3 separate regions of the Mus musculus genome follow, and regions 1 and 3 are each linked to region 2. A link is a loop called in an ENCODE intact Hi-C map of the cell type or tissue named here. Cell type or tissue: left cerebral cortex. All regions are shown on one strand. Region 1 overlaps Dnah17 (dynein, axonemal, heavy chain 17). Region 2 overlaps Cyth1 (cytohesin 1). Region 3 overlaps Cyth1 (cytohesin 1).

Region 1 (8,000 bases), 140 kb before region 2:
CCCTTCCTCAGTACCTGTGCTAGCCTCTGCTCTTGCCTCCTCCTGACCCCTCAGCCCCACCCCTTTCCCACCACTGAACGCCCCGCCCCTTCAGAGGCTCTTCAAGGTTCAGCAGCCTCCTGTGGAGGGTCACAGGGCCATGCTTGACACCCCGCTCACTCGCTCACACGCACACACCCCACGCTTTCTCCCTGTACCGAGCACGGAAAAGTGGGAGGGGGGAAAGCTTTGACCAAAGCCCCATCACCCTCTCGGAGCTTGTCCTCCCACGAGGGGAGAGACACGATGCGATACCCGTGTAGAAATGTGTATACAGGAGGTGGGTGGGAAAAGCACAAAGAGAAAGAAAGAGGGGCCGGGGTGCCACCTCCCTCAGGGAGCAGGGGAGCGGGGCCTGCTCTTTGCTTCCAGTCAGGAGGTGCTTACATGGTCGACACCCCAGCCCCCTCTTTCCCTGGCCCAGTTCTCAGTTTTCTCATGAGGCAAACCCAATGGAGCCTCAACCAGAAGAAGCCTCTATCCCCGAACCGGTGGACAGGGGCCCGCCCTTCACTCCCTGTGGAGTGCTCTACAGGAGGCTGTCAGTGTAGCAGGGCTCAGCTTCGGGGTCCCTTCTTGAGGTGAGAGGGGCCTCTACTTGGGCTTCTGGGTCAGCCTCAGCTCCCTCTTCCTGCCTGGTGGTACAGGTGTTCTGCGCTCTGAGTGCACCAGCAAGGGCTCCATCAGCCCTTTTGCAGTGATCAGGACCAGACCAGAACCCGCACAGGTCTCAGGGAGCCTGCTCAGGGACGTGGCGGGGTCTCAGAGCCCCACTGCAGGTAACGCTCCACACCCCACCGCACCGCACCAACCATCTTTCCACTCCCTGGTCGCCGGGTTGATAATGCCAAACAGCTCATCACAGGTGACAGCCTTCGGGTCCAGGTCCACCGCCACGGGCTTCCTCTTCAGGTTCTGGTAGGTCTTGTTGAGGGATTTGAGGACCTGCGGGTGAGGAGCATCCACTGGCTCAATGTCCTGTATGGGGACGGTCTGCACGGGGCAGCCCTCTGTGCAGCTCTGGACGGTTTTCACTCAGAGAGACTGATTTTAAGGACACCTGAGGATATTTTGTGTGTGTGTGTGTGTGTACATGTGTGCACAAATTTCTTTTTAAGACGCCATGCACAGTTTCCCTTGTGACTTGCCATTTTCTTAGACACTGTCCTGCAGCCCAGCTGACTTAGAACTTTCTATGTAGGTCAGGCTGGCCTTGAACTCACAGATCACAGAGATCCACCTGCTTCTGCCTCCTGAGCGCCAGAATTAAGGTGTGCACCACCACACCCAGTTTCTCTATCCCCTAGTTCTTGTGTTTTAGGGAATGGGTTTCATAAGAGGGTAAGGATCCTGCCTGAGGGCGTTCAGACAGACACTTGGCTGGCTTCCTATTGCTAGCACTGGTGATGTTGGCTGCTACCCCCAGGTGTTCACCATGGCTCCAGGCCTTGCTGGGGAACAGGAGTGTGTGAGTGGCAGGCCTCCGGGAGGCAGGTGATGTGTGCGTGCGTGCGTGCGTGTGTGTGTGTGTGTGTGTGTGTGTGTGTGTTACCGACTAGTGCTGGTGACGTGCCTGCGATTTGCCGCTGCCCGCGTTCCCAATGACGAAGACCGAGTGTCGGACTTGAAGCAGCTCTTCCAGCTGGACGACTTTCAGCACAAAGCTGTCTTCTGCCTGAAGCTTGAGCTCCACGATGCTCTGTTTGATGATCTGGGAGACACAGTAGTGGCAGGGTTAAGAGGGCACGGGAAGGCAACCTTTTCTGTGGCTGAGCTGCCAAGCTGTGCCCCTAATCTCACCCAGAACTCACACGGCCCTGGAACCCCGACTCCAGATCTCTGTGGCCATCAGTTCTGAAGCCTGGGGCTGGCTGGGGAGCAGGAAGCAACTTTCTTCCCCCCTGCCCCCGATTCTTGCAGCACTCAAGGGCAAGTTTCTCAGGATGGATACGGAGGTGTACGTCGGGGAGGGGAGAGAATTACCTTCTCAAAATTCAGGTCTCGCTTCCGGGGCACGTCCAGAGCTGGGAAGAGGTCGCCGATCAGCCCCATGAACACGGGCAGGTCATCAGTCACGATCTTGGGGATGTTGAAGTCTCTCAGGGCCCTCATGAGCACCTGGTCCTCTGCCCGGGTGGGGTCTCCCCTCTTCAAGGAGCCGGCTACCACCAGCACAGACTTGATGGCCCGAAGGCCCCAGTCATAATGGTCCTGCGGGGAGTGGGAACTCGGATGTGAACTTGTCGTCTGACTGTGGTCATCTGGCACTGTCAGGCTCAGAGTTCATCTCGGGGCTAGGGAGGGGCAGAGACATAAGTATGGATCACCACCCCCCGCCCCCCCCCCGCCCCCAGCCGAGGTTGGACCAAGAGCCCTAGGGGCTGGGAGAACACACCACACCTGCTTAGAGAGCAGCTCTTTGCACAGGGTGTAGAGGGTGATGAACTTCCGGGCCAGGAGGCGAGCATCCAGGAAGCCCTCGGCCACAAGCATGATCTCACAAATCAACTCGAAGTCAGGGACCACCATGGCACAGGGCCTGAGAGGTGACCGAGCAGCTGTCTCTCCCGCTTTCACCTCCCTGGCTCCTCATCAGCCAGCCGCCCCTCTTCCCCTGGGCCACGTGTCCCTGCCAGTCAACCTTCAGGGTACATGAAGCCGGGTTCCAGCCTCCCCCATCCATCCACACACCCAGCTCAGGAAGCTCCAGGCCCCACGCCTGCTCCGACTCCTCTGAGACTCCTTAAGCAGAATAGCCAGTGTCTCGGCTGTGGACCGCGCCCCCCTCCCCCACTTGGGGAGCCCCAGGACCTGCCTGCTGTCCTGTTACCCCTACTCCATCTTGGGAGCTGCTAGCCTTGGGGTCTTCCACCTCCTCCACTAACTCCTCAGCCTGGGACACTGCCGGATCCCTCCTCTGTCACCTGAATAGGGCCTTCAAGTTCTCCGGCAGCTCCGTGCGCCCTGCGTAGCCAGGATTCATGGTGATAAAGATGCCCACGGTGGGGACAAGGCTTATTATCTCTCCCAGGAAGTTAAACTTCTTTTTCTTGGCCCGAATTGCATCTTGGACACACTTTACCTAGACAGTTGGTACACACACACACATTAAAATGTAACCATTTGTGTGTGCAAATGTGTGCACATATGTGTGGGTATGAACATATGCGAAATCCAGACAGCAACAGTGTCTTCCTCTATTGCTCTACACTTTTTTGAGACAGGGTCTCTCGTTGAATTCGGAACTCACCAACTGACTGGCTGGTCAGAGCGCCCCAGGGATCCTTCTGTCTCCCCCTCCACGGTGCTGGAATTACACATCTGGCATCTGGCTTTGTGTTTTGAAACAGGCCCTCACTATGTAGTCCTGGCTGGTCTTGAGTTCACAGAGACTCATCTGCCCCTGCCTTCTGAGTTCTGGGATTAAAGACCTGGCAGCATCTGGCTCCCCCCCCCTTAAGGAAAAGATTTATGTGTGTGCTTGTGTCTGTATGCCCGTGTGTTTGGCTGCCTGATGAGGCCACAGAGGCTGCGGAATCCCCTGGAGCTGGGAGCCACCTGGCATGGGTGTCAGGAAGCAAACTCAGGTCCTCAGAAAGAAACTGGTGCCCTTAACCCCAAAGCCATCTCTCCAGTGCCCACATCTGGCTTTTTATTTGGGTTTTAGGAGCTGAGCTCAGGCCGGTGGGTTTGTGTGGTAAGCATTTTATTGGCTGGGTTGTCGGCCCACCCCCAAGCCCCCGCGCCAGTTACAGAGTGTGGTGGCTGTGAATTAGCAGTGGCCTTCACTCTGTCATTGCCCTTGACTTCTGCCCTCCACCGCTGTGATCTTGTTGTTCGTGGTGTTATACAGCCGACCTCAGCTGGGCTTTTGTCTCAGGAGTGTCCTCTGGCCGTGACCCTGGCTAAATTCTGTCAACTCTCTGACAAGAACCCATAAGAGTCCTATTAGTAGCCACTCTGCATCCAAGAGTCTCTGGGGCCATCTCCTGCTTACCAGGACGGAGAAATCTGGTCTCTGCTTGGGATTTTAGAGGAACCAAAGGAAGGTAGCGGCAAACTGTAAGATCACCACTGGGGGGCGCTCCAGGCTCGTGACTGAAATCTCTCAGCCATGGGATTTTTTTTTTCCCCCTAGCCCAAATCTTGCTCGCCTGGACTTGGTAGGTGACTCTGGGTGATGCTGGGTTTTCCGCCCAGTCTCTAGCCCACAGGGCTCACACCTGGGCAGGACTAGAGGGCAAGAATTTGGGAGCATCTCCTGCTGCTAGGACCTTCCTAGCATTTTGGTCCCTGTTCTTTTGTGTCCACAAATATTCAGATCATCAAACAGGTGCCGTGGAACATCCTAGGGTTCGTCCCATGACTTGGGAGTGAATACTGAGTCAGAGAGTCAGAGGTGTGTGACTGACCCTGGGAGGATAGGGTGGAGGCGTGGCTATCACCTTGGCAAACTCAGTTGGCCCTTCTCAGATTGGGGAGTGGGAGGGGGGCTGATGAGAGCTCTAGAGGTGAGGTTTCCCCAGCCTGTGGGTCCTCTCACCCCTGTATCTCCTCACCACCTGGGTGTTCAGGAGCCCTGCCCTCACCCCCACCCCTACTGGTTTTTCCTACTGAAATTCTAGCAAGAGTAGCAGCTGTTTCTGCTACAATGTTGCTTCCGCTACAATGTACTGACTTAGCTCTGGGTGAACAGGTCGGTAAGGGACAGCAGATTGAGAACTGGTCACCTCAACCTTTCTTAGACTCTCTTTGGTGGTCACTTCTATGCTAGGAACATCACTGCGCACTAGTGCTTAGGTGTGTGTACCCAGCACCCTTCCTGTGTAGCCTTGGAACTCTTGCTAACACTCCCCTGACCCGTACCATCTTCCTTTCCCCATTATCCATCATTCCTTTTTTTTACTGTCTGGGTTTGGGGCAAGCGGCTAGGCCTGGTTCGTGAGGACCTCCAAAGTCGGGCCTTGGCCTAGGGCTCTGCAGGTGGGGTCTCAAGCTGATCTGAGATTGGAGGCCAGCCTTGGAGGACCTCAGAGCCCGTTGTCTATCCAGTCTGTCGGGCACCAGGACTGCTGGGGCTCCTGTTTGAAACACAGAGCCCTGCGGGTGAGTTTAAAAGCTTGGGGTGTTGACATGGCCCCCACCCTGTACCCCCTTTGCCTTGGATTCCCCATTGCTGTTCTGTGCCGGGTTAGGGAATTCCCTGGACACACAACCACTCCTTCCCCATCCGCTCTGGCTGGTTAGTTTATACTGAGATACTGCCGTGTTCTTCAAAGCCCAGAGTGCTTCATTCTCTTCTGTCAAGTTCACCTGACTGGCCTGAGGCCACCTCTGCACAGAGCTCCAGCTTGGGGAAGGGTTTCTCCCTACATGGATTATCTAGTGAACGCCAACCGATGCATGGAGATATTGTAACTTAGTTCTTGAAGCCCACAGCTGAGTTCCAGCCGGTTGCAGGCAGCCAACTGTTCAAACCATGTTCAGATAAGGCAGAGCAGCTGTGATCAATCCAGCTGTCTGTATTCTGCACTTCCTTTCCTTGAGACTATAAATACAGCCTGCTGGGGGGTGGGTGGGGGTGGGTGTGGGTGTGGGGGTGTGGGGGTGTGGGTGTGTGGGTGTGGGTGTGGGTGTGTGTGTGTGTGGGTGGCAGGCAGAGGGAGGGTCGTTGGACATTCTGTACCATTTTGGTCTAGTTTGCTGCCAAACAGTACAATCTCAAAGCCAACTAAGGGTTATCAAATATTCTCTCTCTCCCCTTCTCTGTCTTACAAAACAAAGTCTTAATCTATAGTCCTGACTAACCTAGAGGTTGTTCTATAGACCAGGCTGGCCTTGAACTTGTGGCAATCCTCCTGGGTTCATATCACAAAGTGGCAGGAGTTATAGGCATGAGCTACCACACCCAAAGTAGCTCTCTACGTTAGCATCCCCAGGCCGAATCAGTTATACCTCCCTGTATGGGACCCTTACTGTCCCCTCTGTGTGTAAGGGCCCCTGGGAGCCAGGGCAGGGCATCTGAGGCCTCACTGTGTCACCTCCCTGCCCAGTGCTTGGCTGTTGGGGTGGTCAGACAGGAGGGTCTCTGGTGACTGAGATGCCAGGAAAACTGGGCACAACTCCGGGTCCCCCACTGACCCAGAGACTAAGCAGAAGGGCCCTACCTGTACAGCAATCACAGACAAGACCTCCACCGAGATCCGGTTAAACTCATCAAAGCAACCCCAGGCTCCCGTCTGTGCCAGGCCCTTGTAGATGTTTCCACAGGACTACAAAGGGAAAGTCAGATCAGAGAGAGGGAGTGGCCCCCAGAGGCCTGCAGGAAGCAGGTGTCTGGAGACAGCGCCCTTGTACACCTGACCCGCAGGGTCCCAGCGTTTTTTCTAAGCGAACATCAAGTTAAGAAATCCCCCAATCCCTACCCCTGTCTTCTCATTTTATGCACATGGAGGAAGGGATCCTCTGAGGTGGGCTGGGGCTCCAGGAAGATCTTTTCGTGTGACTATGCCATTTTGTCCCCTGCAGGGTCAGCAACACACCCATGGAGTTCACACAGAAGTCCTTCTAGGATCAATAGACTTCACTTTTCTAGGGCCCCTGAGGGGGACACGCTGGTATGACCTTCAGTCAGCAGGGGTCTTGGCCACTGTCCTCAGTCTCAGGATGGGACCACTAGGCTGTGGGGCTCGTCCAACGGGAGGGCGCCCCAACTCCTCCCTTTTATGCTGGGACTGTTACTGTCAGAGTCCCTCCCCTCCTGTTTAGTCCTCTGAGAAGACATGACCCTGCAGCTGATGGACCTGTCCTTGTCCCCTTCAGAGTTCACCCGGTGGCCACTACTTTCACCCTAACCCCACACTGAACGCCAATCAGGTACTCCTACCTGTGTGTGTGTCTCTATTCATAGGGGACAGTCATGGAACTGCCGGGACCTCTACCTCCACAAGTGCTAGTGGGTACTCTGGGTGTACATGCTCTTGGGTGGGGACCCGCAGCCCTGGCCACATACCTTGTAGTCCATCTGCTCTGAGCAGTTGAAGACATACACCATGGTGCCCAGGGCTCTGCCCAGGTCCTTGGTTGTCTCCGTCTTGCCCGTGCCAGCAGGGCCTGCAGGGGCTCCGCCCATGATCAGGTGGAGGGACTGCGTGAGCGTGATGTAGCACCTACAGAGGACCTTGATTGACCTGGGGCACTGTGACCCTGTGACCCACACCCCACTGTGCTCTGCTCGGCTTACTGTGGGGCCGCTGTACTCACTTGGGCCCAGAGACCAAAGTCAGAGCTGGTGTGTATGTGTGCATGTGTGTGTGTGGGTGGGGGGGGGTGGTCACTGTGCTGAGGGACAGGGGTGGGTGCAAGACATGGCCCTCCTGTGGGTTTGGGGGACGGACTCTGGGGACTCGTCAGACACATGCTGAGGGTGTCTTGGGCAGCCTCTGGGCTGAGTGGTTTTATTATCTTGTAATTGATTCAGTCCCTGCACACTCATGAGGGCTCCTGTAGCTCTCTCCCTGTTCTGCAGACCTCAGGGAGGTGAAGCCACTCCTTGGGGACACAGCCAGTGAAGGACCAAGAGCTCAGCCTAAAGCAGGGCTCCTGCCTGGCCCCCAAGACCTGAAGTCTGCATGTAGATCTGTGACCTGGCCCCAAGTTATTTCTGATTGGTAAATAAAGATGCCAACAGCCAATAGCTGGGTAGAAGAGACATAGGTGGGGTTTAGGTTTTCCAGGTTTGGGGGTCAGAGTAGATGAATAGGAGGAGGAGGAGGGAGGGAGAGGGAGGGGGAGGGAGGAGGAGGAAGAGGAGGAGGAGGCGGCAGCGGCTGAGGCCACTATGGGTTAGGTGAACCATAAAAAAGGTGGCCCTGAGGGCTGACCAATTGGAGTTAAGAACAGCCCAGATGAAACATTACTATGTAACAACTCAGGGTTATCCATAGGAAAGTAGATTCTAA
Region 2 (8,000 bases):
CTGTATCAATGCACTCAGCTGCATTCAAAACCCGTCTAGTGATCCAAACCCCATCTCTACCTCTGGCATTAGATCTGATTCCCAGATGATCTTGACTCGGGAAGGACAGGTCACTCCTGTTTCTTATCTCCTGGCAGTGGGACAGTACGTGTCTGGATTCCTAGAGTTTGATGTGTCCAGCCCGGTCCACAATGAACTGCACTGACGGGTGGGGACATTCCCAGGACTGATCTCTGCACTGGCCTCACTGCCATCAAGGCTGCCTTTCCAGAAGCACGAGAGCACTTCTGTTCATGAGCTACTGTCCACACCTTGGGGGTTGTTTTCCTACTGACTGCCATCCTTCCTACTGGTTTGTAGAACTGAACAGACTATTTAAAACATGTAATGCAATCTGCAACTTATTTTTAACTCCAATTCTACCTTCGGTTTTACACATCTTTTTAAAAAACAATCAAACCTATAATCTTTCCTTTCTACCATTTCCCCCAATAATGGTCCCTGAGCACAGTGGATGTGGACTGCAGAGACATCAAGGACTAAAAGGACATAGTGTTTCCCCTGTGTGGGCTGAGGCAGACTCTGGGCCACTCTTGGACATGTGCTCTGGGGGTCTGAAGAGTATGGGACTCAGTGGGGAGCTAGAAGGACTATAAGGAGGGGGTTAGAGGGCAGAGGCCTTTGGAGGGCTGTTGGAGGCCTTGGGCTGTTTCAAGGACAGCAGTTTCTGTTCTGGGTGAGATGAATGTCCACGTTCTAGGCAGATCAGAGACACCTGTCTTCCTTTGTGACATACCACCCTGGGTGCGGGTAACCAGGGCAGATGCCATATGACCTGAGAAGCTGCTATGAGAGATGGGCAGCTAAGCAATAAAAGGCTCAAATACCTACTCTATTTATGTCTAAGGTAGTGCCAGGGCCTACTGATGCACTTCAAATGAGGCATGAAGAGTCAAGGCCTGAGAAGGTTAAAAATATGAACTCCATCTTCTGAGCACAGGCCACAGGTTGGCCCCACAGCTTCTGCTCCCCAGTCCTTTCCCTCGACCCCCATGAACCCTTACACCCCCACTTCTCAGGATCTCACAGCTTTATCCCTTGGGTACCTTTGATTCATATCCTCTGCAAATCAGGACTTCACAGCCCTGTCCTCCAGTCCCCGACTACAGCTCCTCAAAGCCCTGTCCATCAGTCCCTGGCTTTGGGCCTTCACAAATCTCACCTCCATAATTCAATAAACCATTCTTAGTATAATTCTCAAAAAAGTGATCAAGGGCTAGAGAGATGGTTCAGTGGTTAAGAGCACTGGCTGTTCTTCCAGAGGTCATGAGTTCAATTCCCAGCAACCACATGATGCTCACAACCATCTGTAATGGGATCTGATGCCCTCTTCTGGTGTGTCAGCAACATGCTCATGTATAAGAAAGAAAGAAAGAAAGAAAGAAAGAAAGAAAGAAAGAAAGAAAGGAAGAAAGGAAGAATCATAGTAGCTCATACAGCAGCCCTACTGGGCTAATCACGAGACTTCATGGCAATCCAGGGGACAGGCCTGAGTCCTAGCTTCTGTGAGCCCAAGCTGAAAAGCTGCCCTACAAACTGGAATGCAACAAACCCCCCTGACCATGTCACAATGCCTTCTGCTTGATTTCTGCTTCCTAAAGCTAGCGCAGCACTAACTCTGTTAACTAAAACAGGAATAAAGAAACCTGTTATAAGTCCCAAAGTACCATGTTTGACTCAGAGAAGAGTAACTAGATAATTATCATCCTTACTAGGCAAGGCATGTGGTGTACCCCAGTAATCCCAACACTCAGGATCCTGGGGTGGGGGAATCACGAGCTAGAGGCCCACCTGAACTATAGAGCAAGAGCATCCGTCTCAAAGGCTAAACATCAACATCCAGGGTCCTAGGCACAGGCCTGTAATCGTAACTACTTAAAAGGCTGAGGCAGAGGGCTACAAATTCAAGTCTAACTCCCATGCTACAAAGCATATTCAAGGCCAGGCTAAGCAACTTATCAGGACTCTACCTAAGCAGGACGTAGATCAGTGAAAGAACATTCATTCCTCTTGCTTTAGCTTACAAATTGGGGCTAAGAACTTGAAAGCTGGCAATATTAAGAGTTCCAGCATCCTAGCTGACTGTGGTAGTGCACATCTTCAATCCCAGCACTCAGGAGGCAGAGTCAAGTAGATCTCTATGAGTTCAAGGCCAGCCCAGTCTACACAGTGAGTTCTGAGGAATTAAGGCTGCATATTGAGACATTGCCTCAAAAGCAAATAAACTAAACTAAAATAAAATAAAATAAAATAAACAAAACCAAAAAATCCCTAGTTTACAGCATCTAGTTAACATAAACAGGACTATGCAGAACACTGGAATATATAAGCATCTCGCACACTAGGCACATCCATAGCCAGTGCCAAATGGAGTCTCCTAGAAAGGTCACGATGCACTTACCTGAATGGGAACTGCTAGGAAGTTCCCATGGACATTTGAAATAACAAAAGCAGACCAGGCTCAGAACAGTGCTTCAGATACTGTGGAGCGTCATAGGAGCTGAGGGAGACCCAACCAAGCGGAAGAAGACATACGCATATTCAAATCACATGTCATGCTGTTCCTCTGTGATTTTGTTTTTAAAATAAATTTTATTGTGCATATTTAAGGTGTACAACATAATGTTCTGGAAGACATGCAGGGCAAATTAGCACACCTGTCATGTCTGTACTTACTCTTGTGTTCCATGGCAGGAACACCGGCTTTACTCTTCCTCCATGGCCCCCAGCACAGCACACTGCTTAGCTGACGGGTCCAGACACATAAACATATTTAATCCTTTACTCCCACCCACCAGTAATGGGTAAGGTGAGAACATACAAAGATGGCTGACTTGCCATGACACTGGATGACATGACTATTTCTATGATATTCTGTGCTTCACTACCATGCTTACTCTCCAACTCTAGAGCACTTCCTGCCTGGTTCAGATGTTATAGCTTAGCTTTTCCACATGTCTACCCACCAAGTAAAATTACACATATATTTTTGATGAAACCACTACTTAGCATTTAAAAATGAATAAATGAGTTGGAGAGATGGCTCAGCCATTAAGGGCTAAGCTCACAACCAAAAATAAAAATAAATAAATATTGCCTATGGAATATGCTACAAATGAAATTAGCACAGTGGCACTAAGGGTCACTTTTTCCTGTCTTATGTCTGTCACTGATTAATTGTCAAATTCTACCACAGCATAAAACAGTACCAACAGGGTCAAGTGTACCAAGCACTGTGTTCAAAGGTGCCTTCCAGAGAAGAAGACTCCAGGACAGAGGAGGAGATATTGCTGAGACCCTAAAGCCTGCTCCTGTCCCCTTGACAAGCCTCTCTGGCACCTGGACACCCATGGGGTTCTCATGGCTGGCCAGAACAAGCGTGCATGAGGTAGAATTATAACACTTTTATTATCAAAATGAAGAGTCAACATTAACAAGTTGTCAAAACAAACACAGCCTAATGCATGCCTTTGACAATGTTATATGTTGCCTGTCCCGTCCCCCCACCCCCCCTTCTTCAGGTTCTTACTTGTCTAGGCTGGCTTTGAACTTGCAACCGAGGAAGTTCAATTCCTAAGTGTTAGGATTACAAGGGTGTGTCACCATGATATCTCTTGTCTTATTTTATTTTTTCTAAGAAGGGAAACTGACATTTGCAGGAAAAATGAAGACACAGAAAAGGTATAATGTTGTAAAACCAACAAAGATTGATCTTATTCCTTTGTTAAGAAAATCTAGTATCAGTGCCATCAAGTGTCCCAGAGTGAGCACGGTATGGCTCAGGTTCCCTGCCACAATGCTCTCAGAGAAGACCCACTGTCCTCCTGGAGTGCAGTGGTGTCTTAGCATTGAGAAGTCTCACAGCTAAAGCGACTCTCTGGAGGCAATGACATAAGGCCCAGTCGACCTCAGCCCAGAGCTGTTAGAATGTACATCTTGCATCTTCATTGACATGTTACTGATGCCAGGGAGACACTTTCCTCCACGGCAGAGAACACACAGTATGATCCACAGGGAGGAATGATAAAGCTAATGCTGAATCAATCTTCACAGCACACTTCAATGTGGCTACTGTAGCACCTTTAAATATCTTTTGAGTGAAGAGAACAAAAAATTTACTTTAATTAATTAACGAAAAAGTTTAAAAAATAAACTTAAAAAAAAAAAAAAACCCGCTTGTATCCGGAGACTGGTCTATGCTGCCCTCTGCTGGCTAAATGAATACACTGTTGCTCGCCATGGCTGTTAAGTTACCTTTGAAAGTGTGTTTGGTGCAACCCTAATGTAGGAAATACATTTTGTGATTATGTGGCAACTTTCAGCTTCACTCTCCCTTAGGGTTTTTCTTCCCTCTTGATGCTTTGAGACTGGAACTCACTTTGTAGTCTTGGATTGTCTCACATTCATTATGTAGACCTCTGCCTTCCAATGCTGGCACAGGCTTACACCACTATGCCAGCATCCCTCTGTCCAGCAAGCCTTCCCTTGCCCAGGGTAACTACAGTCAAGTGTGTACTGAATGCTCCGCTCAGATTTGGCCAACACTGCGGAACCTTTATGAGCCATTCTGTCTGGCACTTTGTCCCCAAGTGTTAAGTATGGGGTTTACTGAAGGACACAGGGTGGCAGCTGGAACAGATGACCACAAAGCAGCTAAGAACGGAGTTCTGAGGCTGAAGAACTCCAAGCTCAGAGGAAGAATAAAAAAAAATTCCCCCGTGGGAATAGTGGAGAAATTGGAGAAGGAAAGAAAAATGCCTTTTGAGAAAACCAAGAACTTGGTGGCATCGTCTGGCATTTACTTTAGAGGTGACCTAGAAATAACAAATGCTACACAGAAGTCACCATCTCAAAAGATATAACCTTTGGGGTGAGGAAGCCCCATCTGAGATGGAGGACAGTTTCAGACAGAGCTGCGCAGCACAGGAGTCCCCTCAAGAGCCAGCACGCCTGGCTCCTACTCCCACTCTCCTCGTTACTCCACTCTTTGAAAACAACTGTGTGCCCAGTCACACCAAAGCTCATTCTCTTCCCAGGCAAGGAACCTACTCCAGAGAGTGGACTACAAGAAGCAGGGATGGAGAAAAGGCAAACAGGAGTCCTATCAGGAAACTGATCCATCACACTGCCGGATGGTCTGGCAAGATCTGTTAGCTAAGAGACCAGAGCCTTCAGTCTTGAGAATCCACCCAGTGAAATTTAAATACATGGATGAGTTCGCAAAGTAATAGAGAGATATTTCTGCAGGACTACTTGATCTCTCTGAGCTATTTGACTGAGGCAGAATAGGCATTCTCTAGTCATCTCATCCTCACCATCATCATCTCTAATTCAAGATGAAGTATGCTTAGGGGTGAAGGAGGTGACAGCCATCTGCCCTGGCCCTTCTTTGAGCACCCTCCCACCTTGCTCTCCTCTGCACCTCACCCCTCCCACATACTCCCCCTGTACCTCACCCCTCCCACCATGCTCTCTCTTGTACCTCATCCCATGGTACCACATAGGAACAGTTTGCCTAAACTCTGAAACTCCTAAATGGCAGCTCCTTGCTACCAAAGCTTCACAGGCTAGCAGTGGTGGCCTTTAATTCCAGTACTCGGGCAAAGACGGGTGGATCTCTGTGAGTTTGAGGTCAGCCTGGTCTACAAAGCAAGCCCAGGACAGCCAGGGCTACACAGAGAAACCCTGTCTCAAAACAAAACAAAAAAAAACAAAAACAAAAACAAAAAACCCACAAAACAACAACAGCAGCAGCAACAATAAAACAAACCTTCATGGACAACAAGAAGTTTTCTGAGATGTGAAATGCCAGTCCAAAACAGACAAAAAACCAAAAAACCAACCTGCTATTAAATAAAGCAGACATTGCATAAGCAGCCTGAGTTGTCTTATAAACAATACTCACTGACAGCATGCCTTCCTGCTCTTCCTTCCTCCTGGTTGAAACTGCATAGGAATGTGTGATGACTGTACTTCTGTGGAAGCAGGGCAAGCACAGTGGATAAAACACAGAAGTAACAATCTGGGGCCCACTCACAGCCCAACAGGAAACCTCCATCCAGCCTTGACAATGGTCTCCAGGCCATTTTCTCTGAGTTCACCAAACACCCACATGGCTGCCCTGTGGGGAGGGTGGTATGCAGCAGACTAACAGCACGTTCTATGAGGTGTCATGGCACGAGGCTGTACCTCAGGCTCTAACCAAGGGTGCGTTCCACAGAGACTGTGTTTGAACAGAGAGCATTCTCCACCATCCGTCTGCTGCCAGGACCCGTGGGAATTGTGAGGTATTCAGAGCTGAGTTCCAGTTAACGGAAACAGCTCTTTAGTGTTCTCTGAACATTTCTGAATGGGCAGAAGAGGCGATGAGGTTTCCATGAACCATCTTATGTGACTACTGCCAGGAACTGTGAATGCAATGAGCTTACTCAGATGGTACACCTTCCATGTAAATGCCTTCTGCTCAAACCTCAGAATACCTCACCTATTTCATTTCTAAAAATGTAAATATTGTTCTTTGTCATCCTTTGTTAAGACAGGCTGTCTGTAATGCAGATGAGCCTCACCTCCCTACGTAACTGAGGATGACTTTGAACTCCTGACTCTCCTCTACCACCCACATGCTAGGACTACAGGCGCACACCACCAGAGGTTCCCACTACATTTAACTGGCAAGTCTCTTCAGTCACTTTCAGCCCACGGCGGTCCCTCAGCAGTCACTCCAGGTTTCAGGGCTTGACACCTGAGCAGCAGCTCATCAGTCCCTCAGCCTCCATCTGTCAGCTTCGGACTACACGGAGGTCACGCGATTAGATAAGAATAACACGTAAAATGAGGTCGCCTCTGGGTCAGAGGTATGTGGAGGCAACCAATCTTTTTGTCAGCATCGATGACCCTGAACACTGGATGAAGGAGAGTAAGGCGGGCTTCTGTGAGGCTACCTGTAACCGCACTCCAACCCCTAGACTAGTGTCTCACTGGGGGACTCCTGCTCCTCAGCATCTGCTTCTGAGTGGTAATCCCACTGCCAGTGTCCTCACGGTGGCTCAGCATTTCTAAACTCCACTGCTTTCTGCCATCACAGGATCTTCCAGGCTGGCTCATTTCGTGATTTGTCACATCAGGCCATGGCATCACTATCTTGCCAAGGACTGTGGAACCTTTTGAATGTAGATGGTATTTGGAAACCAAGACCAGGGTTCTTGGGTGCACTGAATGAACAGCTGTAGCTGTGAAGCTGCTCCAACACCTGCAGGAAGAGGCACTCACCACTCTCTCTCCGTCCCACTGGGTGACCCCAGGGGTGCCAAGCACACACGCGCCATGCTCTGTTGGCTGAGTTCTCATTGCTGGTGGTAGATGCTCTACATGGAGCCCGGACAGTGATCCTCTGGATCTATGTGCTACTCCACTGCCACTCTTAACTTTCTTCGTCAGGGCTTTTGCTCCACAAAGTTCATCTATCTATAGTCTAGTCTGTCAAACTAGTCTTTATGACTTCTGGGTTTAAAGGAGGGTGACTTAGGAGTTAGTGTTCCCAATAAAACTAAAATTATCACCAAATTTATGTCTGTCTGTCTGTCTGTCTGTCTTTAATCTAAACTCATTCATCTGCAGTTGATTAAAATATAAAACAACAAATGGATCTAAATTTCTCTCTGAATGGATAGTTAACTGTCATCAACATCTGTAGAAATGTCACCAGGATCCAAAACTCCCAGGAGCCAGCTGCCTGGGCCTGGGCTGGACAGAAGTCACCTGCTCTCTCCAGATGAGAATTTTCTCATCTAGAAAACATATTTTTATTCTTCACAGGTATGTGGTCCATGCCTGTAATTCTAGCTAAGGTAGGAGTGTCCTGAATTTGAGGACCTGGGCTATGTAGAGAAGGTTTGTGAAGCAAGAAAAGGAAGAAGAGGGAAGAAGGAGGGAGGAAGGGA
Region 3 (8,000 bases), 54 kb before region 2:
AAAATTTAAGCCACGGGGAGGTAAGTAAATGTCGTGAAATGTCAAGGAACAAGATGCAGAGGCCTGGATTAAAGGAGACAAGAACAGTGTCTCTGCTGGGGCTGATCCTGCCCATGCCTGCATCCTGTCTGGCAGGACACGGGTTCTGACGCTGAGTGCACACCACCTTTGATCTTCACGCTGTCAGCTCTGATGGAAGTCACAGCTCAGTGGTCTGTCTCTGTGAGCTCTCCCCGGATGTGAGCTGAATGCCTGGGACCTAAAGGGATGCTGCTCACTGGCTCAGAGCCTCAGTGCTGCTCATTGGCTCAGAGCCTCAGAGGTTTCATCCGCGGTTCCTGGATCTGATGATCCTGATACGGTGAGGCGGAGCATCACGGCAGCAGGACCATGTGGAGGAGGCCGCTCACCTCATGGCACACAGGAGGCAGAGAGAGGACAAGACAGTCTCAGGAACTAGGTCCTCTGTGGCCTACTTCCTCAAGGACTCACCTCTCAAAGACTCTAGAACCTTTCAAAATAGCCTTCCAAGCCCCAGTACCTCCATGAGCTCCCCAGGAATGCTTTATAAGCAAACCTCAGAGCCAGGTTAGGAAACACTAGAGAAAAGGCAGGCAGGGCAAAGCCTACTTCTCACCCAACGTTGGGACATTAAACACTGTTCACTGAGCCTGCCTCTACAACCAGCAGCAGGTGACCCTGTTTCAGCCTGAGTCTTAGAGGGATAAGAGCTGAATTCACAGCAGCATCTCATACTTCTAAACATTAACTGCCATGTGGTAGGGAGCAAACTTCCTAAGTTCAAGTTGTGGACATCCTTCCTCCTTCCTTGACAAGGTCTCCCTGTGTAGCCCTGGCTGTCCTGGAACTCAGAGACATCAGCCTGCCTCTGCCTCCCTAGCACTGGGATTAAAGGTATACACCACTACTCCTCGCTGGATCATCTCACTATTAAATTTTGCTCTCCAAACATGAGATTTTTGTTTAGGTCTTCTATGGTGCTTTTCAATGTTTTATAAGTATATGTATCTCTTGCACTTTGAAAACACGTAAGTACTCTATTCTTTCTGGCAATAAATAGAATTGTTTTCTTTTTTTAAAGTTTTATTTGTGTGTGTGTGTGTTATTTAGTCTACATGTGTGCCTGTGCACGTGTCTGTACAGTGACCCTAAAGGCCAGAAGAAGCTGTTGGGACATCTGGAACTGGGGTTACTGGTGGTTGTAAGCCACCATGTGGATATTGGCAACCTAAACCGGGTCCTTTGAAACTTTCAGAGTACCCAGTGATTGTAACCACTGAACCACCCACCCCCCAGCCCCTAAGTTGTCTCCTTGACCTCCTGTTCTATGTTGTTCATCAATGATGTACTAAGAACAGCTGATTCTCAGGCCTGGGTGAAGCTCAGCTGGTAGAGTGCTTATCTCGCATGCAGGAAACCTTGGGGGCAAGCCCTAGCACACTGCATAAACTGGGCATGGTACATACCTGTAATCCCAGCACTCGAGGGAGGCAGAGGCAGACCAAATGTTCAGGGCCATCTTCAGCTGCACAAGGAGCTTAAGGCCAGCTTGAGAGACGTGAGATACTGTCTCCAAAAATCAGTCAATGAAAAAAGAAGGAAGCAAGAAAAGCACAGAGGCCAACTTCTGCTCCATTAACTGTGTGCCCAGCAACCTTCCGTTTCCTGGTCCTGCTCAGTTGCCTCACAAGGATATGTAGTGCCACACTGCAGGAGGCTGCTCGCGTGGACAATTTTTGCTCCTTGAGGCTGAGTTTCTTCCTCAGAAAGAGAGGTAAGGGTTAAGCCCCTCTTTCCTTGTTATGCCATCCGTGGCAGAAAATAGCCCCTACCCAACCCCTGGTTTTAATCACAGCCCCACTGAGTTTGGGGCACACCCATGCCACGGGATGCTCCAGCCCCCAGTCCCAGGCTTGACAAGAGATGACCCCACAGCAGAGCAGAACATGAAGTGATGTGGGCAGATTTGGAGTTTATTTGCTGCAGTTCCTTGGAGCTAGTTTACAAGGCAAAAACAAAACAATAATAATAATAATAATATTTTTAAAAACCCTGTCAACAAGTTTCAGTCATTTCTTTGTATTTTGACAAATATTTTTTAAACAAATACAAAATAATCTAAAAGGAGAAAAACTATGTGTGGATTATTTACACCTCTGATAAATAGACTGACACTGAGCCAGGTGCTGGCCTGCCCAGGACACACCTGTGAGAACCGGTGTGAAGGGAGGGCTCTGCACTTGCCTGACTCCCCACACAACCTGGGCAGGCATTGACTGGTTCTGCGGCAGGAGGCTCAGGTTTCCAGCCTGGACCCTTAGCAGTCACTGTCACCTTCACACTCGAGTGTCAAGCACCTGAAGCCTCTTGAGGCCGGATCCTGCTGTATCCCCAGGAGGGGCGAGTGCCGCCCCCTACACCCACCCTTCTCTGCAAAGCTATTTCCAGAGATGTTGACCTCCTTCTGAGATCAGAGAGGCTGAGCTCACACAGCCCAGCGGGGACCCATGGCTCCTCCACCTGCCTGGAGGCAGCATTCTGCCACCAAGGCCTTGGCCACGTGGAGGAGTGTGCCAAGACACCGCCTGCCACCTGCTCTGCCTAGACTGGCATGCTAGCCCTGGCCAAGGAACAGGAGCTGCCCTTGAGAGTCCCTGAGAGAACGGCAGGAGATGCTGCGTTTCATGGCTCCCTTCTCACTGAGTTAGGAGGCCAGGGTTCACTCACATGTGTGCTGTGGTATGCCATGCCATAGAGGGCAGGGGACAAAAAGGCCACCTTACCCTTGCCTGACTGCACTGCAACCTGCTGAGAAAGGCCCCTGCTCCTGGAGGCTACCACAGAGTGCACCAGAATAGTCCAGAATAGGGGCGGCTTTTGAGGCAGAAAAGGCTGAAGCCCCAAGGGGATCAGGTAAGACCTGCTCCTTCCTCTAGAACGAGGAGTGGAGCTCTTGGGGAGGAGAAAGAAAAACCAGCTATGAAACAGTCGCCACCCAGCACCATGGGTGAGCTCCTCACAGTTTTGGTTATTAGGAAAATGCAGACTTTCCACTTTAAAGAGCAGTGGGCCTGGGCACTGAGGGCCAGCAAGGGATTAACCACCTTCACTCTGTCCCCCAGGCACTGGGTGGGAGCTGCCCATACTGCCTGCCTGCTGCCCTGCTGGGGCCCTGAGGCCTCCTGTGTCTGCTAGGCCCTGCCAGCAGTCCTGCTTCTGCCCGTCTTGCCCACACAGTCATGAGGCAGCGGCCCCTGGAGTGCCCGCAGCCCCTGGGGTGCCCGCAGCCCCAGGGCCCCCCTTTTTAGGGGAAGCAGGGCACAGGAGGGCAGAGTACAGTGCTACGTTCACTTTTGCTTTAAAAAAAACAAAAATAAATCTTTATAGTGCGTGGCTTCTCTTCCTTTCCCCCTCTCTCCTTAGTACACAGAGTACATCCTTACAGGCATTCTCGGAGCAGAGGCGAAGGCCCTTGGCCAGGAACACTGAGAGGTAAAGAGCGAGCTCCCTGTGGTGCCTCAGCCCTGCTGAGCTGAGGCTGTGAACCAGCTGCTGGCAGCTGCTGGCTCTGAGAGCGACTCCAGAGCCATGAGGGCAGCCGCAGTCTCCAGCCTATCCCTCGCCGCCCACCCTTCTCCCACTTAGAAAACTGCAAAAGCTGAAGCAAGTCTCTAGGAGCGGAACGGCAGGAACTGGCAGAGAAGCCCTCTGCTCTCCTCTGCTTGGCTCCACAGCGCCCTCAGGGGAGGCAGGAGAAAGGGCCACAGCCTCATGGGCTGGCCATGCCCTGGTGCCCCCTCAGTGTCTCTTTGTGGAGGAGACCTTCTTTTTCCGTGCTGCAAGCATCTCGTAGAAAGGGTCTCTGCTGATGGCAGCCCTGGAGCACAGAGAAGGAGAGAGCAGGCATGAGGGCAGGTCAGCCGGTGCCACCCCAGGAGTCTGTGCTGCCAGCTTTCACCAGGAACACCCACCCTCACTCTGTCTACAGGACAGCTTCAGGTGACACATGGGGACATGTAACAAAGTAACTGGGGTTTCTGCCTTCTTCCCACTAACACGACTTAACACTTGAGAGTAGAACCACTGTGTGTTCCTCAGCTGTGACTGTCTTCCGCAGCCCTGAGTGCTGTACTGTAACACATGCCACAAGTCATTCCACACATGGTGTTCAAGAGGCTGCCGTGGACTGCACAGGGACTTCTGGGAGCCTACGGCTGCTGCTGGGGCCCTGCTGCCTCTCCAGCCTGGTGAGGGAGGGTGCACTTGCCTGCACTAGACAGTGGCTGTGGGTAGGGTCACAGAGCTGCCGCTTGGTCTTCTAGGGAAGCAGGACTTGGGTTTGGTTATTTCTGGTGGGCCACTGTGACCTGGAGCCTCCACAGCACATACTTTCAAGTCTTCTCTTCTTTCTCTCTTTCTCCTCCCCACTCTTTCTTTATGTGTGTGTCTGTGTGTGGGGGAGGGGCAGGGGGTGCTGTCTGAGCTGTAGTCATAGTCTTTGCCCCAGATCTGCTGAGCAACCTGAGTCTCACCACCACAAGGACTCAGTTTGCAGAGGAGCAAGGCTAGTCAGGTTATTCATTTCGGGGGTAGGTGATTCTCCCGTGGCTTTTGGGTGTGGCCAGCCCTTTCTGGTAGGGTGCTTGTCCTTGTACAGCAGTACTCATAGGGCCTAGATGAAAATATGCCGTGCCATGATTAACTCCTGTTAACATTTCTGGAACTGGAAACTACAGCTCTCTACACCTGTCGGGCAGACTCATGGCTGACAGTGAGCATCCCTGGCCTTCCGAGTGTCTGCTTGCAGCCTGAGCTCTGTGGACCCAGTGTGAAGACAGACTTCCTCAGGCCGCTGGGAACCCGAGAAGGAGCAGCTACCACGGGAAGGTGTGTCTGGGCCTCTGCGACACCCTGACATATACTTCCCACTTCTCATCTCAACCTGGAGCACAGGAGAGGCATCAATATCCATGCTGAGCACAGCATTCCATGGGTCACCATACAGGCCGGAGCCTAGCCTACCACTCCATGCTTAGCCTTGCTGTATCTCAGTTCCTCATCTATGGTATGGGGCTTGCCACCCTCTGGGCTACCCCACTGGAATGGGCATGTAGGGTTTCTTCCAGCATTCGCACATCCTCCACAGAAGCTGAGGTCTAGCATCCACAAGGACTTTAAAGAACACTCCATTTTTCTGACTATAGCAGCAAAAACTTAAATGAGACGCAAAATGTACAAAACTAGCCAAAATTCTTTGGAAAGAGCATTGAGGGAAGGAGCCTTTGCCAAAGCGCATTCTACTAACAGAAACAGTGTGTGTTCACATGGGAAACAGCAGTCTACACCGGGCAGCCTAGGGCCATGCAGAATGTGGTATCGTCCAGGGAAGCCCTGGGAGTCAGTGTCAGACAGACAGACAGCTACCACACTGAGACAACAGTTCCAACTCTCACGCTAGACCACTAGCAAGAATCAACTCCTAACAACTGACATGCAGGGCACGGGACATGCACTGTACTCTCTGTTCCCTGGTCTCAGGTCTTTCCCAGACACACAGCTAATGCTCAGATGACTGGCTGTTCTGAGCCCCCTCCTTGTATGTGATTCGTGGCAAAGAGCCAGCCTGGCCCCTATCTGTGGATTAGGATGGGTGCAATGGCTGTCACGTGGGAGAGATACCTAGCTGAAGGCAGCGTGTTTGAGCCATCAGCCTAGGCATTCTAACTTAGTCCTCAGAATAGCTCTTGTAGTTTGGAATTAAGAGAGAAGGGCAGTGTGCCGCAAGACCGCAAGACTCCACTGGTGACCTGAGTCCACACCCCACCCAGCTGCTTCCTTTCTCTAGGAATTTTGATCAGCATCTTTACAGAGTCAAGCATCAACTCTTCCCAACTGGTACACTGTCACCACATCCAGAACTTACTTACTTTCTGCCTAATCTTGACCAAAATACTACACTAAATCAGACTCTCATGTCTGAGAGCACTGAGATAGCCTGTGGCCTGATGGCGCGCCCTCCTCACTTCCTAGGTCATCGAAGCCCAGATAACAAGGAAAGCTCTCTGAGGAAAACACCTGACGGCCACAGTACCAGGACTGTGATTAGGTATACATTACTGGGAGAAATAATTGCCAAGAGGGTGGAGAAGCCAGAGTGCTCAATGGCTGTCTTCCTGGGGATAGGAGAAAGATGCCTGTCAGCCCAGGCTTCACATGAATCCTAGGGAACAAGGCTGACGAAGCTACCAATGGGCTTTGCAAAGCCTGTTTCCAGTTACATGCCACCCTGGGCAGGCCTGTCCCTGAGGTAAACCTCACCCATGGGACTGTGATTAATGGTGGACTTTAAGTGGCTCCCTTCACTCAGGCGCCTGTGTTCTCACAGCATATGGGAGGGGCTGGAGCTCTGCTTTACGGCCTTGCATCAAGGCTCTGGAACCTTTCATAACTCTCAAAACCTGTGGGCCTCAGTTTCTGTGTCTCAAACTGGAGAATGGTCTCACTGGATGAGAGGTCTAATAAAGCCCAGTGCTCGTCACACTGAGCTGCCACAGGAAGAGATGCCTCTCACAATGGGGGTGAGTGGCACTCATCCCCGCTCTGGGTCTTTGACTGTCTGGGTACCTAGGCTAGAGACAGGGCTTACTAATTTTCCAACAGGCAGGAATCCAAAGGCCTGCTGGGAAGCAAGCTGGGAACCTCCCTGCAGCCTTTCAGGGCTGGCAGGACAGGAAGTGCAGCGGAGAGGACCTCATGAGGTGAGTGGGTAAGCGGCTTGCCTGGGAGGGAGCCACCTACTTGATGCATTTGATCCAGTCTTCCTTCTCTTCCGGAGTTGGGGCTGAGATGCGGTACACAGTGTGGTTCCCTTCCACCACTCGCCCGTCCGCCTCTGTCTTACAGGCCTTAATCACCTGGTCTTTATTGTCAGGGATATAAAGCTCAAAGCAGTTCTGAGGAGAACACGAGAAAGTGGCAGTAAGATTTCAGGAAGCTGCTGATCAAAGAAAATGTTATTCATTTCCCAAAAGACTCTTTGTCTTTACTCTCGAGAGAGATGTGTCAGAGAGCACTTTCAGAGCATGCACTTTCTGAGACCACCGGACATAAGGCAGCTAGTAAAGTGCTTGCTATAGAAGGCCGAGGAGCTGAGTTTGATCCTGAATCGACAAAGCCAGGCGTAGACCGAGTGTGGTGATGCACACCTTTAATCCTGGCACTCGAGAGGCTGAGTCAGGTAGATCTCAGTTCAAGGCCATCCTGGTCTACAAACTCAGTTCTAGGACAGCCAGGGCTACATAGAGAAACCCTGACTTGAAAACCAAAACTAAACAAACAAACATATAAATAAAAATAAATATATAATAGCAAGCCAGGTGTGGCATACACATAGACTTGCAATGCCAACAATGGGAGGAGGAAGCTGTGAGCCTGCTGGGACTCTAGGGCTGGCCAGCCAGGCCAGCAGAAAAACCCAGTTCCCAGTAAGATACACTGTTGGTGTGTGTGTGTGCATGTATGTAAATGTGGGCAAACACATGCCATGACAAGTGTGGTGGTCAGAAGACAAGCAAAGTCACCCTCCATCTTATATGAGGCAGATCTCTTGATCTGGCTGTTATGTTTATCAGGCTATTCGGCCTACAAGCTTCCAGGGACTCTCTTTTTAAGGATTTGTTTTTTAAAAAGCCAAAAAAAGAAGCAAGGCATGGTGGTACATGCTTTTAATCCCAGATTCAAGGAGGCAGAGGCACGAAGATTTATGAGTTTGAAGCCAGCCTTATCTACAGAGAGAGTTCTAGGACAGCCAGGACTGCAGTCTCAAAAAACAAAATTACATACATATTCACTGTGTGTGTGTGTGTGTCTTGTATGTGTGCATGTGTGTGTGTAATGCAGTGTACTGTATGGGGATGGAATGAAGAGGACTAAGTTCCAGTGTCAGCCCTTGTCTTCTACCTTGTTTGAGATGGGCCTCC

Evidence for each region. Peaks named below come from ENCODE experiments on the same cell type or tissue, not always from the same donor. Only the 100,000 strongest peaks of a DNase experiment are listed, where the experiment ranks them.
Region 1: it touches region 2 in a loop (5-fold over the local background); 12 of 42 quality-filtered maps call a loop at or near these places.
Region 3: it touches region 2 in a loop (2.3-fold over the local background); 5 of 42 quality-filtered maps call a loop at or near these places.

What each region holds. Positions count from the first base shown.
Region 1 is chr11:118,079,862-118,087,861 of GRCm38, forward strand. Dnah17 (dynein, axonemal, heavy chain 17) reads right to left here. Exons shown (of 81, transcript NM_001167746.1): 36 at 7,052-7,208; 37 at 6,207-6,311; 38 at 2,964-3,121; 39 at 2,440-2,578; 40 at 2,023-2,250; 41 at 1,613-1,750; 42 at 852-984. Among named protein-coding and RNA genes, the nearest start is that of Dnah17, 45 kb to the right of the region's middle. In left cerebral cortex, a CTCF peak has its summit at 4,120 (motif pointing right); a DNase peak (open chromatin) is centred at 4,114.
Region 2 is chr11:118,216,498-118,224,497 of GRCm38, forward strand. All of the region lies in intron 1 of Cyth1 (cytohesin 1), which reads right to left. Among named protein-coding and RNA genes, the nearest start is that of Cyth1, 28 kb to the right of the region's middle. In left cerebral cortex, a CTCF peak has its summit at 4,272 (motif pointing left); DNase peaks (open chromatin) are centred at 4,294 and 5,043; H3K27ac peaks cover 507 bases.
Region 3 is chr11:118,162,197-118,170,196 of GRCm38, forward strand. Cyth1 (cytohesin 1) reads right to left here. Exons shown (of 14, transcript NM_011180.4): 13 at 6,820-6,974; 14 at 1,974-3,898. The coding sequence ends at 3,820. Among named protein-coding and RNA genes, the nearest start is that of Gm38514, 28 kb to the left of the region's middle. In left cerebral cortex, a CTCF peak has its summit at 3,761; DNase peaks (open chromatin) are centred at 331 and 3,683.